Linked DNA regions of Homo sapiens: region 2 is linked to region 1. A link is a loop called in an ENCODE intact Hi-C map of the cell type or tissue named here. Cell type or tissue: PC-3. All regions are shown on one strand. Links, peaks and the distances in the headings refer to the core of each region. The heading gives the core; the rest is flanking DNA.

The links. Peaks named below come from ENCODE experiments on the same cell type or tissue, not always from the same donor. Only the 100,000 strongest peaks of a DNase experiment are listed, where the experiment ranks them.
Region 2: a loop joins it to region 1, with 5 times the contacts of the local background. A loop is called at or near these places in 3 of 110 quality-filtered maps.

The regions. Positions count from the first base shown.
Region 1 is chr5:173,507,794-173,516,647 of GRCh38, forward strand. The region is part of intron 14 of LOC105377732 (a long non-coding RNA gene); the gene reads left to right. Among named protein-coding and RNA genes, the nearest start is that of LINC02995, 67 kb to the right of the region's middle. In PC-3, for the core only: no CTCF peak of the experiment used is centred there; a DNase peak (open chromatin) is centred at 7,918; H3K27ac peaks cover 2,435 bases.
Region 2 is chr5:173,563,710-173,572,700 of GRCh38, forward strand. No RefSeq gene overlaps it. Among named protein-coding and RNA genes, the nearest start is that of LINC02995, 11 kb to the right of the region's middle. RefSeq lists an enhancer at 5,039-6,238. In PC-3, for the core only: no CTCF peak of the experiment used is centred there; a DNase peak (open chromatin) is centred at 4,012; H3K4me3 peaks cover 511 bases; H3K27ac peaks cover 1,654 bases.

The DNA of each region.
Region 1 (8,854 bases), core at 855-8,854:
AGGTACCTAGTACGCAGATCAAAGGAGAGACTGTTGCAGTGTCTGAGGCCCCATGTCCCCTACCCAGGCATTACCCTCCCCACTATTCTCTCGGATTTACCCCCAAAAATTGGTTCTGTCTGGTTTTGAACTTTAATAGAATCATACAATATGTGTACTTCTGTGTTTAACTTCTTTTGCTCAACCTTAGTTTGTGAAATTCATCCGGGATGTTGTGTGAGGTTATACGTTATACGTTCTCATTGCTGTATATTATTCAAATGTTTGAATATAACACAATTTATTTTTCCATTCTATTTTTGATGGGTATCATTAAATTTATTTCTAGATGTGTTCTTCCATTGATTTAAGTCTTTATTAATTTTTCTCATTAATGTTTGTATGTGTAGAGGTCCTACACATTACTTGTTAGATTTATTCCTATATGTTTTCAATGCAAATATAACATTATGCCAATAGTTGTTAGCTATTATGAATAGTGCTGTTAGGAATATTTTTGTATATGGCTTTTGAGGATATATGTGTGTGTGTCTGTGTGTGTATATGATATATATATATCATATACACACATGTATATATATCATGTGTATGTATCTCATATATGTATATGTGTATATATATCATATGTATATATATCATATACACACACAGACACACACACATATCTTGGAGTGGAATTTCTGTGTCATAGAGTATATGTATATGTATATATTCAACTTTAGTTGATATCACTAATTTTCCAAAGTGGTTGTCTGGTGATATACCTACTTCAGTGAATAGTATTATGGAGATTTTAAAAATTACAGCCATTTTGATGAGTGAGCATTGGAGTTGATATTTTCACTGTGGTTTTAATTTGCATTCTCTGATGGCTAATGAGGTTGAGCACCTTTTTATATTGGCTATTAAGATATCTTCTTTTGAGAAGTGCTTAATTCACGTCTTTTGTTCATTTTTCTGTTGGGTCGTTTTCATTTTCTTATATATTGCATATGTGTGTATTAGCTGAAGGACTCAAATATAGAATATATAAAATTTCCTGCAAGACAATAATATATATTGACATATATATGACACATATATCTCTTCTTACTTTGATTTGTCTTTTCAGTCTCTGAATGCTGTTTATATAAATGTGAGTTTTTAATTTTAATAGTTCCAGTTTATCAATTATTTCTTAAATGGTTAATGCTTGTGTGTGTGTGTGTGTGTGTGTGTGTGTGTGTGTGCAGGTGTCTAAGAAATCTTCGGTTGTAAAGATCTTCTCCTATATTTTCTTCTAGAAGGTTTATAATTATACTTTTTGCAGTTAGATCTGCATCTGGAATTGTGTGGTGTGAATCAGGGGTCAAAATTTATTTTTTCCATATGGATATCTAATTGACTCAATATGATTATTAAGTCAGACCGTTGTTCTCTCCCTCCTCCACTGTACTTCAGTGGCACCTTTGTCATAAATCAGGTGACTGCATAGTATGGGTCTTTTTTTTGACCTCAGTATTGTATTTCATGGATCTATTTTTATATCCTTTAGCTATTAACATACCGCGTTTGCAATAGGTCTTGTTATTTGATGGTTGAAGACTCCCAGCTTTGTTCTTTCTCTTCAGAATTGCTTTGGCATTTATGTCCTATTTCAGTATGAATTTAATAGTTGACTCATTAAGTTCCACAAAAAAAACCTTTCAGGATGTTGGTTTGAATTGCATTGAATCTATATTTAACTTTGAGTTAAATTGATATCTTTACAGTATTGAGTCTTCTAATCCATGAATATGGTATGTTCCTTGATTTATTTAGATCTCCATTTATTTCACTAATGTTTGTTTTATGCTAATATAAACAATATTCTTTTAAAGTTTGTCAGTTTTTTGCATTTATATGGAAATACGATTGAGTTTTACATACAATTGACCTTCTTATCCAATGACCTTCCAAAATTCACTTATTAATGATAATAGTTTTTCTTTAGGTCCTTTTGTATTTACTGTGAACAAAGTAATTTTTTTTTGCAAATAATGATTTTTTCCCCAAATTTTATATCTTTTTATCCCCTCTTTCCTTTTATTTTTGCACTGGCTAGAAACTGTGGTTCAATATTTAATAGAAGTGGTGAAAACAGGCATTCTTGCTCATTCTCATTCTCAGGCAGAAAGCTTTCAATATTTGCCGTTAAGTATAATACTTTCTGTAGGGCTTTTTTTTTTTCTTAAACACTCTTTATGGGACTAAAGAGGTTCCCTTTTGTTCCTGTCTGCAGAGGGGATTTCAAGTTTTTTAAAATCATAAACGTGTGTTGAATTTTATCAAAAGCTATTTCTGTGTCTACTGAGATGGTCAGATGATTTTCTTTTTATTCTGTTAATGTAAATTATAGTAATTTTAAAATATGAAGCCAACCTTTCATTCTGGGAACAAATGCAACTTTCTCATTCTTCATTATTATTTTTATATTTTACTAAATCCAATTTGCTAGTTTGGTATTTTTGCATCTCTGTTCATAGGACTGATTGGCCCATAATTTTGCTTTATGTCAAGGTCAGTTTTTGATGTCAAGATTACAATGGCCTAATTAAACAAAATAGAAAATATTTTTTCTAGTCTACGCAAATGTTTATATAAGTTTGGTGTGATTTCTTCCATAAATATTTGGAGAAATTCATTTGTAATTTATTTGGAGGAAAGCCATCTATGTCTAGAGATTTCTTTGTTATCTTCAGCTTTAATATCTCTAATAGAAATAGGACTATTTCAGATTTTCTATTTCTTCTTACATCAGCTTTTGTTAATTTTGTTTTTCTAAGGATTTTCCATTTTATCTAAAATTTTTAATTTATTAACATTCAATTGTTAATAGTAAGTTGTAACTATATTTTTAACATGTGCAGGATATGGAATGATGTTTTCTTTTTCATCAAAACTGGTAATTTTTGTCTCCTCTATTACTTTGCTATTACTTTGTTATAAGACTTCCCAGAAAGCTAACATTTATTTTACTTTTATGAGTGCCAACTTTTGGACATATTGATTTTCTATCTTGAATGTCTGTTTTGTATTTTATTAATTTGTGCTACTAGTTTTTTTTCTTTTTTCTGGTTTCCTTAGACATAATTTTCTATTCTTTTTTTTGACATAGATAACTAGCTTACTGATTTACATATTTTTTCTTTTAAATTTATGTATTTAAGGCTATAATTTCTCTCTAAGCAGAGGTTTAACCACATCCTCCATATTTTGATATGTCATATTTTCATTATCATTTAGTTAATGATATTTTCCAGTTTCCACTGAAATTTTTTCTTTGACCCATTTAAAAATATATTGCTTAATTTCCAAGTATTTGAAGAATTCCTACTTATTTTGTTATTGATTTCCAACTTAATTCTTCCATGGTCAGAGAACATATTTTGTATGATTTCAATCCTTTGAAGTTTGTTGAAACTTCGTTTATGGCCAGCATAAACGTTCCATGTACACTTGAAAAAACAGTATACTTTTTTGGACACAGTGTTCTGTACATGTCAATATATCAAATTTGTTAATTGTGTTGTTTAGATCTTACATATTCTTACTGATTTTTTTCTTTCTTGTTATATATTTTATTGAGAAAAGTTTGTTAAAGTCTCTCATTATTATGAGTGTGGATTTGCCTAGACTTTCTTATAATTCTGTCAACTTTTGTTTTTTATATTTTGAAGTTGTGTTTTTTACATACATATAAATTGAGAATTTCTTGGGGGATTAACGCTTTTATTGTTATGAAACTTGAAACTTTTGATCTTAATCAGGCTTTTTGCCTTAAGTCTATTTTGCTACCAGTATACCTATACCAGCTTTCTTTTGGATATTGTTTGCATGGTAAATCTTATATCATCTCTTAATTTTTAATTACTTTATATCCTTATATTTGAGGTGTATCTCTAGTAAACAGCATATAGTTAGATTTTGTTTTTTAATCTAGTTTGATAATTATAGATGTTTAATTGAACTATTTAATCGATTTACATTTAATGCGATTACTGATATATTTGGGTGTGTATCTACCATCATGCTATTTGGCCAAACTACTGCATCATAAATGGAAATGAGTCAGTCCCTCCTTCCGGTCCCACTTTCTTCACTCTCCTCTATCTCGTTCCTTTTCCTGCCTCATTGGCTTCTTCTTACCTTAGTTTGTTTTTTTTTTCTTTTTTGCTGTGCCTCTCTCTTTTCCTGGACTTCTAAATATTGAAGTTTCCTCTCAGTCCTCACAATTATTTCTTCTTCACTCACTCTTTAAGTGATCTCACCCCTTCTTAAGGATTTAAATAGGCTGCCAACTCCCAAGGTGATGGCTCCACCCTGGACCTCTTCCCAGAATTTCAGATACATATAGCCACCACCATACAGCGCCATTTTGGGAAGCCTACGTCCACAGGCATCTCAAACTAATGTTTCAAAAACAGAGGTCTTAGCATAGTGAGAGCTTCTGTGTTCTTCCTGAAGTCTTCCCCATCTCAAGAAGGAGCAACTCCGTTTTCCCACTCATCAGGCCAAAACTTTAAGGTCATTTTTGATTACTCTTTTTTACTCTTACAGCAACATCCAATCCATCAGGAAGACTTGTTTATGCTATCTTCAGAATATATTCGTAATATGACCACTTTCCACCACTTCCTTTGCTGTTGGCTTGAGCCTAGCCACTGCCATCTCTCACCTGCTGTATTGCAGTGGCTTCCTAACTGGCAACTTTGCCTCCAGTCTAGCTTCCGTGCAGCCTTTTTTCCACACAGCTGCTGAAATGTTCTTTAAAGGACATATGGCACAAGGCATCACTTCTATGCTCAACACAGAAATGGCTTTCTATCTCAATCAAAGTAAAGGCTGAAGTCTCTACAATGGCCTATGGAGCCCTGATTGATCTAGCTTTGTGCTACCTTTCTGATCTTAGCATCTGCCCATCCCCCATTCACCCTGCTTAAGCCAACTGCTCTCCTTGCGATTCCTCATAAACACCAAGCATACTGTCACCTCAGGGCCCTTGACCATGCTGTGCCTCCTCCTCCTTCATATCTTTGCATGACACACTCACTCACTTCCTTCAGGTGTCTGTTCTAATGTCCCAGTCTGAACCATCTTATATAAAATATCAAAGCTCCTTTCCTCCGTGGCTCTCGTCTGTTTTGCTCTGTGTGATTTTCCCCCAAAACCCTATCAACCCCTGGTATATTACATGCTCATTGATTGATTTATTTACACTGTTGCCCTTCAGCATAAGCTCTGAGTCACATAAACTTTGTTTTATTCACTGATGTATCTCCAGAACCTAGGTCAATATCTGGCATATAGTTAGCCACCAATAAATATCTATTAAATAAACAAAAGGCATTTTTACAGCAATCCTGTGATATTGACAGGGAAGGTGCTGTTTTCTGCTTCCTGAAGAGGAAGCCGAAACTCAGAGCCTTGACTGATTTATAGAAACCACACATCTGTTAAGTGGCTTAGCTGGAAGTCAAACAAATCTTTTCAGCTCAGTTACGGGCTCATTTCACAGCTACACATTTCTCAGCCATGGTGGATTCCACATTGATAGCCAATGATGACAAAAATTGTAAAGTGAGGATCAGGCAGACTCTGACATTTCTTTTGTTCCAGTTTCCACATAGATCAGCAATCCCTAAAAAGAAAAAAAAATTAAAGACCTTTCAATGTATGTGGTTTCTTCAGAGTTTGCTATGGTTAAAAAAACAAGTGGGATCTGAGTGAATGAGTTAGGAAGAGCTGAGCTTTGTGGTCAGGGATGCCCTCCCAGGGTTCTGGGAGGTGTCATCATATATAACAAATCAACAGGGAATATTTTTTTACCCCAATATCAAATATGACCTTTTTAAGATTCTGAGATAAAAGAAAAATTTATACAGTCATTTAGAAAATATTTATTGGGTTACTTGTGATGTATCAGGAATACTGTGCTAAGCACTGGGAATAGAGTGCTGAGCAAAACAGACAGGGCCTTGCCCTCCTCTAGTGGAGAAAAATAAAGTCTAAGTGAGTTATCACTGGATGAATGAATTTCAAAAGAACATGGCATTTGCTGTGGAAAGCACATTCAATAATTTCTCAGATTACTTCCTTGTTAAGATAAAGGACTTCTATTTAGAGGCCAGAATTAGGAAACCATATGGTATGTCAGGTTGGAGACATAGCTAGATATACACATGCGAAGTCACAGAAAAAGAAGGTTAGAAAAGGATATCAGGGCTGGGCGTGGTGGCTCATGCCTGTAATCCTAGCACTTTGGGAGGCTGAGGTGGGTGGATCACCTGAAGTCAAGAGTTCGAGACCAGTCTGGCCAACATAGTGAACCCCCATCTCTACTAAAAATACAAAAATTAGCCGGGCGTGGTGGCATGCACCTGTAATCCCAGCTACTCAGGAAGCTGAGGCAGGAGAATTGCTTGAACCCAGGAGGCAGAAGTTGCAGTGAGCCGAGATCATGTCACTGCACTCCAGCCTGAGCAACAGAGTGAGACTCTGTCTAAAAAAAAAAAAAAAAGGAAAAGAAAAGGATATCAGTGAGAGACATGCACAGTAACTGGTATTTGGCAGGTCTAGTTAAAAAAATCCAGGTGAACTATCATCTTCTAGCTATCTAGAAAAATCCATCCTTCTTTCCTTGTGCTTGGGATATAAACTACATTTCTTAGCTTCCTTTGCAGTAAGATATGGTCATGTGCATGAGTTCTAACCAATAGAATGTGAGGGGAGGTGATGAGTGCAACTTCAGGTCTGGACCTTAAAACCTCTTGTGAGAACTTTTTAATATGGCAGAACTGCCACTAGCCTGGCTCCCAGAATGACTGTATGGAGTAGAGTTGTTGCTGACCTGAATCCCTGCTACCCAGAAAGGCTTACATTTAGAAATTTGGAAGTTTTGAAATTCTTTTTAAAAATTCCATAGACTTTTTGGAGTCTATGAAAGAGACTCTTGGTATGCACTAAATACTATGAGCTCCTCTACATTTCCCAGCCTCCCTTGCAGTTAAGCTGGTCAGGTGACTCAGTTCGGGCAAATAGGTCGTGGGAAAAAAGACAGATGATACTTCAAAGCCTATGCCATAAAAGTCTCCTATGTAAAGCCATTTATTCTCTAGCCAGTTGGTACCAGGGCAAGTCTGAAGCCACAAGATGGCAGAGACACAATGTGAAGGGAGTCTGTGTCCCTGGATTAGTGCTTGGAGAAGAGCCACTTAGGAATACAACATCAGGCTTTTCATAAAGATAAATCAGTTTTTATTAGTTTTAGCTTCTGATATTTAAGGTTATTTCTAATGCAGTTAGCCCACCGTGACTAATACGAGGTCTATTTACTGCTGCATATTAGCCTACTTTAACTAATGCACCGAGTGTTCAAATAGACCCAACACCAAAATTTGAGAGCATTAGCTCTGACACTGCACTGAACAGGTACCAGCCATTTTACAAGAACCAAGAGAGAAGAGGTGAGGCCTGTTTTGTTCTACAGTGTCCCCAGTGCCTAGCATGGCACCTAGCACTGTAGTAGGTGCTCAAATGTGTATATTGAAATGATCATGACCAAATGTCCATTTTTCCTTTTTGACATAGAAAACCCCAAATCCAATTCTAAGTTTCACAATCTTAATTAGAATAATTATAACATGTGACTTTTAAAGAAAGATGTAAAATCTTTGGAGTCAGATAATCCTTACTCTGTTTGCCACCTTAAAAGCATGTCATCTTCTGGACCTGAAGTCTGATTTGCCAAACAGAGGTGCTGCTTCCTGTGTTTCAGAGGCACGGTAAGGACTGCATGAGGTGATTAAGGTCCTGTAAAGAATCTAGCTCTGTCTCTGCCACCAAGATGGTTTTGATTAAATGTTTGTTTACTCATGGTACTGACAAAATGTATCATTAAATGCCTTGAGTAGACCCAGGATGACTAATGAAGGGCTTACATGATAGGTCCTATGAAGAAAGACCAAAAAGTTACTCAAGACATTCCACTAGCTTAGAGGAGGCTCATTCCACAGCAGCACATGAAAAGCAACACATAAACAAACAACACTTGTTTTTAAGCATGTGAAAGGGTCCACCATTTATTTTACAAGAGGATAATGAGGGACAACCTGGAGCTGTGAAAAGAGATGGTTTTGGAGGCAAACCTAGGTTTGAATCTTGTTCATTTAATACTCAACCAGTCTTTATTAAGGGCTTCCTCTGTGCCAGCAACTGTTCTAGGCACCCAGGATCCAGGCTTGAAAAAGACAAAGGGTCTGCTCTCCTGATGCTTTCATTTTAGCGCAGGGGATCAACAATAAACAGCTAAACAAAGAAATAAATATGATCACATCTGTGCTATGAAGAAAAGTAACTAGCTTATTAACTGAGAATTTGTCCAAGTTATGTTTACCGCCATGAGCCTCATTTTTCCTCTGTAAAATAAGAAACAAGTCTCTGTTTTCCTTGTTGTAGATTAAAATGTTATATGTAGAGCACCTTACAGTTAATGAAGAGTCTCTTGCCAGGCGCAGTGGCTCACGCCTGTAATCCCAGCACTTTGGGAGGCTGAGGCGGGTGGATCATGAGGTCAGGAGATCGAGACCATCCTGGTTAACACCACGAAACCCTGTCTCTACTAAAAATACAAAAAAATTAGCTGGGCGTGGTGGCAGGCACTTGTAGTCCCAGCTATTCGGAAGGCTGAGGCAGGAGAATAGCGTGAACCCGGGAGGCGGAGCTTGCAGTGAGCCGAGATTGCACCACCACACTCCAGCCTGGGCGACAGAGCGAGACTCCGTCTCAAAAAAAAAAAAAAAAAAAAAAAGAGTCTCTTGTAGTTACTGTTGTTACA
Region 2 (8,991 bases), core at 254-8,253, 55 kb after region 1:
AGCAGGCAGAAAACTCATGCGATTGTTAAAAGTGAGGCTTCTGGGGCCAGTCAGGTCTGGGTGTGAATGTCCGTCATTTACTGACCCTGAGGAACTTATTTTCCCCCTTCTCAGCCTTGGTCCCCTCCTCTGTGAAGTGAGAATAATAATGGTATTGACCTCAGAGAGTTGTTGTGAGGAGGAAGTGAAGTAATGCGTGCAAAGTGCTCAATAGATATTATTTGTTATCATTATTATTCTTAAAGAGCAAAGATTGCAATGTCTCTCAATCGGACTCTCACTCCACTCAATTCCCCAGAAGGTAGTGTGCTGGAAAGGTAGGAATTGTGAAAGGGGTTTGAGAATCAACTATGATAAAGTAGAGCTTGTGGAGTCTTTGGAGAAAGGCTCTCTTGCTTTCAGAAGTCCAGAGTAGTTCAGGGCATTATCCAAATCCCATGATGTTAGGGGTACTTGGTGGCCAATAAAACCACCCCCATTCTTCTGGCCCAATGGGCTCTGTCTTAATCTTCATGACTCCAGGGCCCCAGGGCTCAGGGCTACAGGAAGGAAAAGTACTCCAGGCTGAAGATGGGACTCATAAAGAAGCTTCCTGTCTCCCAAGGCCATCTCAAACTTCACTCAGAGGATGCTGGGGGTAGCTTTAATTGGCCCTCCTCGCCACACGCGGTGCAAACAGCCCTGGAATGTTTCCTTAGATGAGGCCGTCTCTGACTTACAGGAATAAAGAGTCACCTTTAATTCCTGGGTCCAGAAGGAGCCCAAATGAATTTAGAACAACTAAAGACTCAGTTCAGAGGGACACTGAAAAAAGCAACCAATAATTACAGCTTGGGAGCCATGAAGTAGCCCAAAGAGACCGAGGTCTGTCCATAGGAGACCAAAGAAAGAATTTTGTTTACCAATTTTTCATTTATACTCCACCTACTTCCCAAAAGAATTTGGGGTGGCTGACAGGAGAAAGCAAACAAGAATCCCGGCTCTAAGACTTTACCCACTGGTAAAGCTCCTGAGATGGATCTAATAAAGTGGGTTATTTTGCCACGAGAAAAAAGAGACAGATCATGGAACCAAACAAGTCACATGGAGGGACCAGCTACTCATTTGCATGACGCACATTGAGAAGAGAAACCATTGTGAACACTTCTTTTTCTAGCATCATCAAAGAATGAAATTTTTCATTCAACCTTGCCATCTTTAAATGACTGATTCCTCTCTGTTCTGGGCTCCGAAATACTACCGTTAGAATTCTTAGTGCAAACGCGACACAAGTAATTGCATCGATTTATCAGGTGGCTTCCATTGTGGCCGTTGGTGCAGGACTGGATGCTGGTTTGGGGTAGAGGAAGCGAACATCTAGATTCTCCAGACTTCTAGGGAAAGAAAGGATGGGCAGGCATGGGGTACAGGTGGGGTTGGTCTGACTGCAGAGTGGGGAACATGGAGAAAATAGAAGGTGGGCAAATGCATGGCAGCAAGAAACTGACATTTTTTGAGCATCTATTTTATGTTTAGGCCTTTCCAATGTTACCTCTACAACAACCCTGTGAGAATGGCATTTTTACTCCTAATCATACGAAGGAGGAAACTGAGGCTCAGAGAAGTGCAGTGATGGACCTAACTCACTCAGGAGAGAAGCAAGTTCTGACTTGTTCACAATGAGATCCAGCTCCAACCGATTTAAAATCGTGGGGAGCATGACACTTCTTGGCTGCTGTGGCATCCTGGAAGTCCAGACCTGAGGGTGCTTTAGGGATTCTCTTAGTACAACCTTCTCCTTTGACAGATAAGGAAGCAAAAGCTCAAGGGCCTGAGGCCTCTTGCCTACTTTGTGATAGCAGAGGCTCAACTTGAAAGTCAGCTTTAAATTCCAGGGTCCTGCTGCTTTCTGGATGGCCACCATGACACCACCTCACACAAACCTCCCTAAAATTCTCCCAGCCCGCAACCATTTTCAAAAATGGAAAGTTTCAGCAGCCACACCTGCTGGGAAGTGGAGTCTATTTTGTGCTGGAAGCCACTATATTTACCATACCTGACCTTGGTCTACATCAGACAACATTCTTCAGGATCTAGAGACCGTTACAACCAGCCTTCAAGGGGGCAGACGTGCTTCATTGTGTCAAGTATTTGCAGGCATAAGTGGCCTGGGGCTTGGAAATATTTTCAGCATAGTATGCTTTTTGTTGTTTATGGGATTGGATATTTTAGGTAAATATCAGCATGCATTCCAATGCAAACACAGACTTGCCTATAGCACAGGCAAGGACATTAAAATTAACATCACATTCACTAGTGTTTGTTCTATTGACAAACACTGCCCAATTTAGGTAGTTGGGATATTAGAAAGCAACTAGTTTAACAGCCACTGTGGTGTATATTAAATGCAGTTAGGTCAAGGGCATGTAACTAGTTTTTGGTGGGCGGTGGGAGGACCCATCCATGTAGGTGTTCAGAACTATGCAACTAATGAGCATATAATAGCAGCCAAGAGCTGCCATTCTCTGAGTGTCTTGCCTGTTCTGGGCACTTCTTCCCCTACAAGCTATCATTTATTTTTATTTTTATTTATTTATATATTTTTTTGAGATGGAGTTTTGCTCTTGTCGCTCAGGCTGGAGTGCAATGACGTGATCTTGGCTCACTGCAACCTCCATCTCCTGGGTTCAAGCGATTCTCCTGCCTCAGCCTCCTAAGTAGCTGGGATTACAGGCACCCACCACCACACCCAGCTAATTTTTGTATTTGTAGTAGAGACTGGGTTTCACCACATTGGCCAGACTGGTCTTGAACTCCTGACTTCAAGTGATCCACCCGCCTCGGCCTCCCAAAGTGCTGGGATTACAGGCATGAGCCACCACGCCCGGCCCAAGCTATCATTTAATGGGAGATAGTCAGATTGCCTGGGTTCGCCTCTCGCTGTGCCATTTACCAACTGTGTAGCCCGGGGCAGTTTACTGATCCTCTCTGTCCCTCTGCTTTCCTCATCTGTAAAATGGGGATGAATCGTGGTCCCTGCACTCATGGCAGAGTTGTGAGGGTGAAGTAGATTCTCCTTCTGAGGCACTGGTGCAGGAGTTGGCTTATAGGAAGCACTCAGCACGCATCCGCGCTTGTTCCTACCTTGTGACTTTCATAACTATGCCATATATGTTTTCTTTGACTCATTTAATAAGTGTATGCTATGGGCTGGCAAAGGGTTGACACACCACCCAAAGCCACATGGCTAGATTGAGGCAGAGCTGGGACTTGATCTCAGACCTTTGTAACTGTGAAACTAAACCCAATGAAGAAGCAGAGCAGGCCCACCTGTGATTTCAGGCAGGTAGATGGGGGACCCAGGAAAAGTGGCTTTGAGCACTCACCTGTTTTTTGTCCTGGGGTTGTGGGAGACAAATTTAATGAGAAGAAATACTGTTGGCCCCAGGGGAACTCCACTTTGGAAAAAAACTACTCTTGTGGCTAGGAAAACACCTCCATGTGCTCATTTGACTTGGAAAGTGAGGCCCTCTGGGCAAAGCTGATGACATGGACCACGTGGCTCCTTCATATAGCAAATATTTTGTAAAATCCCCTTACCATCTTGCCACTAAATAAAATGTATTTATACATATAATCCCTTCCCAAATTCATATAATTCCCAGGTTGTAATAGGAAAGAGACATTAAAGTAAGGTGATTTATCATAAAATAATATGTGTGCCAATACCTAGGCACTGGGCAGGACCACCTGAGAGGGTATATTTAAAGTGATCAGATACATGCTCCAAGTTACAAAGAATGTGTTGGGATTGAAGAGAAGTTAGACACAAATCAGTTGAAGATTGTTGCATCTTTTCCTTAATAGTTAACAGTTTGAGAGCCAGTGAAGTGTGTGTGCACATAAAGCACAGAATTCCCTAGGATGCGGCCGGGCACAGGCATGTTATTGGGGACTCATGTGCCTCGGGCAGCTTCCTTGTCAGTGGTATTTTTTCTGAAATGGTGATTCAAATCTTGGTAAAGTTCCAAATAAAACAAAATGTGATCTTCTCTAAATTTACACAGGAGTTACATTCTGGGAAACTCAGTGTGTATTAAACAGTGCAAAAACGACTTGGTGTTTATGTGTAAGGCTGAGTTGGACTCTAGTCAGACAATTATAAACAGGTTTCTCACCTACATGGGTGTCCGATGGATCATTCAAAAGTATTTGGGAGATGGATTGCACATCAAAATACGAAAGGTAAAATTATGACGTTTGCAACGTTTCTAGAAAGACACAAAGGAGTAGGCAAAGATGACTTAGACAGGACTAAAACTTATTAACCATAAAGAAATGGTTGATGGATTTTATTACTTGAAAATTGACCCATCAAATGACACTCTTATGAGAGTGAAAAGACAAGTCACAGAATGAGAGAAAGTATTTGCAAACCATATATTCATCAAAGAAGTCATAGCCAGAAGAGAGCTACAAATTAGTAAGAGAAAAAGCCTACAACTCAATAGAGAACTGGCCAGAAGACTTGAGTAGGCCCTTTGCAAAGGTTGATATCTGAATGGCCAATGAACATAAGGTGATACCACAGCATAGTTTCCAAAATGGCTAAAATAAAACAGGCAAATAATACTAAGTGTTGACGAGGAAGTGGAGCAATGGGAATTCTCATATTGTGCAAGTGGGAATGTCAAATGACTAAACTTTGGAAAATTCTTTGCAGTATCTACTAAGGTTGCACCTATGCCTGTCCCATGATCTGGCTATTTATTCTTAGGTATATTCCCAGAAGAAATGTGTACATCTGTGCATCAAGAAACATGTGAAAATGTTCAAGGCAGCATTGTTTATAATAACTTCAAGCTGGAAACAACCCATGTGTCCATCAAGAACTATACGCAGCAACATGAAGAATCCACAAACATGAAAATGAGTGAAAGAAGCCAGATGCAAAAAAGGGCACACAGCGTGATTCCATTTATGAGAGGTTTAAAAACAAGCAAAACAAATTGCAGTGCCTAAAAGAGCAGCAGATGTACACAATTGTGCTGATTTTTCTCTCATTTAAAACGGTTCCACAAGTAGTTAGTCCAGGGCTGGTGTCATGGCTCCATGGTCACTGGGGCATTGTGTTCCTCCACGATTTCTGCTTCACCAGGCTTAGCCTTTGCTTCCATCCTCTAGTTTGCCTCATGGCTCAAGATGGCTGCTAGAGCTCCAGCTGTCTCTTATGCATTCCTGGCTGTAGAATGGAGGAAGGAGGAAAGGGTAACGGGACGCTTTACTGGCTATTCTTGTTTAAAGGAGCATCCTTGATCATACTTAATGAGAATCTGGAGTAATTTTCAGGAGATCTCAGAGAGGGTACAAGAGCAACAGGGCCTTGCAAATACAGAAAAGTAGCCTTCCAGGCAATTATAATAGATCTGGGCAGGCATTTTGCAAAGACTATTGCAGGAAAATGGAGCTTATTTAGAAATCGATAGTTGAGTACTCTGTGATTTTAAAATGAGCACAAGGAGACACTGTTGATGCCCAGAATCCTCTACAATTAGCAGCAAGAGCTCTGGAAAACCCAGGGAGGGGGTAGAGGGAAGAAGGTTAGGTTCAGTTGAATCTGGATGCTGGAAGAGAAAGAGGATCCAGCCAGATCCAAACAGACAGCATCCTCAGATGCACCTGCCCAGGGGGCCCCCCACTCCTTAGCAATGAGGGTCTGGTGTGAATGCTGGTTCACTGACACGTGACAAGCACACCTGTGTCCCAGCCATCCCACCCAGGCACCAGGTAAACATCTTCCCAGAGGGCTGACAGGCCACTGAGCCCGTTCCCAGGATACTCCGGACTCTCCCCAGGGCAGTAGCCTCGTTACAGAATTCTATCTGTAAATTTAATCAGTGCAAAACCATATCCATGGTTTTGTGGCGGGATGTAAAGATGACAGCCTTCCTCCTGTGGGGTTGAGACATTCTGGAGCTTCGTGAAAATTCACCATCTGGCTTCTTCCTGGCTGAGCATGGGGACAACCTTCCCATCCAGATGTCCCCATGAGGCAGCACGTTGCCACAGGTACTTGGGTTGGATCTAGCCCCGCTGCTGAGCTTCCTGGGCAAGCCCGGGCAAGTCAGCCAGCACCGTGGGCCTCAGATCCCCCTTTTAAAAGGTGAAGAGGAGAGTACCTGCATCACAGAGCTGTCACAAGGATCAGAGGTATATGTGACAGGAGGAATCGCATGCAGCACTGGACATTAAATGGCGCTATCATGGTGTGGCAGCACACTTCTGAGGCTTCTGGAGTTGTCGTGTTTTGTTAATAATTTATTCAGCTCTCATTCACATACCATACAATTCACCCCCTTAAAGTGTACAATTTGGTGACCTTTAGTGTATTCAGAGCTGCGCAGCCATCATCAGAATCAACTCTAGAACATTTTCATGACCCTGGGCAGAAACCCTGCACTTCACAGCCACCAGCCCCAGCCCCTCCATCCCCCAACCCCAGCCCCCCAAGTTCCTCTGTTCGGTGAATATCTTCTGAATATCTGAATGCCAGCAGTGTTCTTGGTGCTGGTGGGAAGCTCTGTCCCTGCAAATGCAGGGCACGGGCAGGAGTACAAAGAGGGGACCACATATCACAGGTCTCAACAGTTCAGAGTTCAAATCGAGCTAACAGCTGTTAAGTAAAATAGGTCTTAAGGGCTCCCTTAACAAATGTGCCTTTCCAACCATCGGGAAGGCCAGGTTCAAATTCCAAGTTGTTAGACGTCTTGAATCTCTGGTTGGAACGTGGCCCCGTGGGGAGGGTCATCTCGGCCAAGGGCAGCCCACTTCTCTTCTCATGCTGGCTGCATCACATGCTGTGAGGGACCCTTGCATGGTGTGTGACACCCAGGCTCTGTTTTTACCTGCTGTGAACACCCATCCTTGGCCAGGCGGCAGAACAAACCTGGGGCACATCCGATCCTGCGGTCCCTGGAAATAGGCTTGAGCCTTTGGGGGTCTAGGATGAGCTCCTCCAAAACCCTGGGTCCATTTAGATTTGGGGATGACTTGGGGTTATTTGCCCATTCAGCCTCTGCCCTCCGCTAACCCTGGAGGTGAAGGGCTGGGGCGGGTCAGGGACACACGTGATGCGGGGAACCTGCCCCAGAACAGGGTCAGCTGCAGTTGTGCAGCTCCTGGCCCAGTCGCCTTCCTTCGTGACATGCCACCTGCGGCCTCGGCTCTCCTGCACACCTCCTTTCCTTCCTGTCCCGTGAGGCCCTCACGGCCGTCCTTCCGTGACTGCATCATGACCCTGAATTCTGCTCTTGGACCCCAGGGCGTGCAGGCCTTTTGTAGAATACTCCAGACAGAGGAACTTCCAGATCAAGTGTTGAAACTCAAATTAGCCATAGCTCAGACGAACATGGAGGAGTGGGAAGACCTCAGCCCCTATGTAGGCAGAAAGACCTGGGTTTGGGGAGGTCACTGGTACCTCATACCTGGGCAACCTAGCATGGGCTCTTCATTTCTGAGAACTCTTTTCCCTACATGTTCTTCCTCCATAGGCTTGTAGAGGGGATTAAAACAGGGTGACCCCTGCAACCGCTTAGCCCAAAAGCCCAAAGCTGCTTCTCCCTACAACCTTCTCTTTAGTTTTCGTTTTCAGATTTTTCCTGATTATCCCCAATTTTATGAATAATAATTATAACACTTATTTGCTAGACACTGTACTAAGTACTTTATACATGTCTACTCTTTAAATACTTACCTTGACTTTTTTGCAGATAATCAAGTCAATGTGTAGGTACACTTTTGAAATTAGTAAGTGCCATGGTTTGGATGTCTGTCCCCTCCAGACCCCATGTTGAAATTTGATCCCCAATATTGGAGGTGGGGTGAATGGGAGGAGTTTAGGTCATGGGGGCAGATCCCTCTTGAATAGATTAATGCCCTCCCTTGGAGTGAATTCTTGCTTGGCTAATTCCTTCTAGAACTGGTTGTTAAAGAGCCTGGCATCCGGCTCCCCACTCACTTCCTCTCTCACTACGTTTTCTCTGCATACCAACTCCCCTTCACCTTCCGCCATGAATGGAAGGAGCCCATGGCCCTCCCCAGATGCAGATGCCCAACTGTGAACTTCTCCAGACATCAGAATCATGAGCCGAAGAAAGCTTTTTTCTTGGTAAATACCCAGGCTCAGGTATCACTCTACAGCAATACAACATGGACTAAGACAGTCAGTGTGCTCATGCAAATAGCATATCAACAGCCACCTGTGCACTTGATAAAAATGCACATTCTCAGGCTTCAGCCCACACCTGCTGAATCAGAAACTCTGAGGTGGGCCCAGCAATCTCTGTGCCCACATGACCTTCAGGTGACTCTGATATGCACCCAAGTTTAAGAACTATGGCCTAGTTTCCCCGTGTACTCAGCTACCCTATGTGATTAATACAGGCTGAGTATACCTTATCTGAAAGGCTTGGGACCTGAAGTGTTTCAGGCTTTGGATTTTCAGATTAGGGATGCTCAACCTGTAATTACTACTAATAATAGTAAACGCTTATTTGGCTCTTGCTATGTGCCAGGGGCTCTGCTAAGTGCTTTGACATGGAGTGTCTTCCTCATTCTCAAAGCATTTGATGAGGCTATTAAAGTCCTCATTTTACAAGCAAGAGAACAGGCACAGAAAGGTTGGGTGACTGTTTAAGGTCACACAGCCTCAAGCATATGCCTCCTTTTCCACAGTGGTTGTAATGATGACAGGGAGGCAGGCAACATTTTACATAATTTTTTAAAAATTTATTCCCAGAAAGCCTTGCAATCTCAAGGATTTTTTCTTAAAAATGGTAGTTGACCAGAAAATGTAATTGATGGGAACTGGCCCATTCTCAGGGCATCTGGATAATTTAGGTTTTCCTGTGGTCTAGGTGGCAAAGCCAGATGCCTGCAGGGCCAGGCAGGAGACATAACCCAGTGAGGTGGTGCCAGGGTGAGGACTGTGGTGAGCTGGAGAGTGTATGCCCA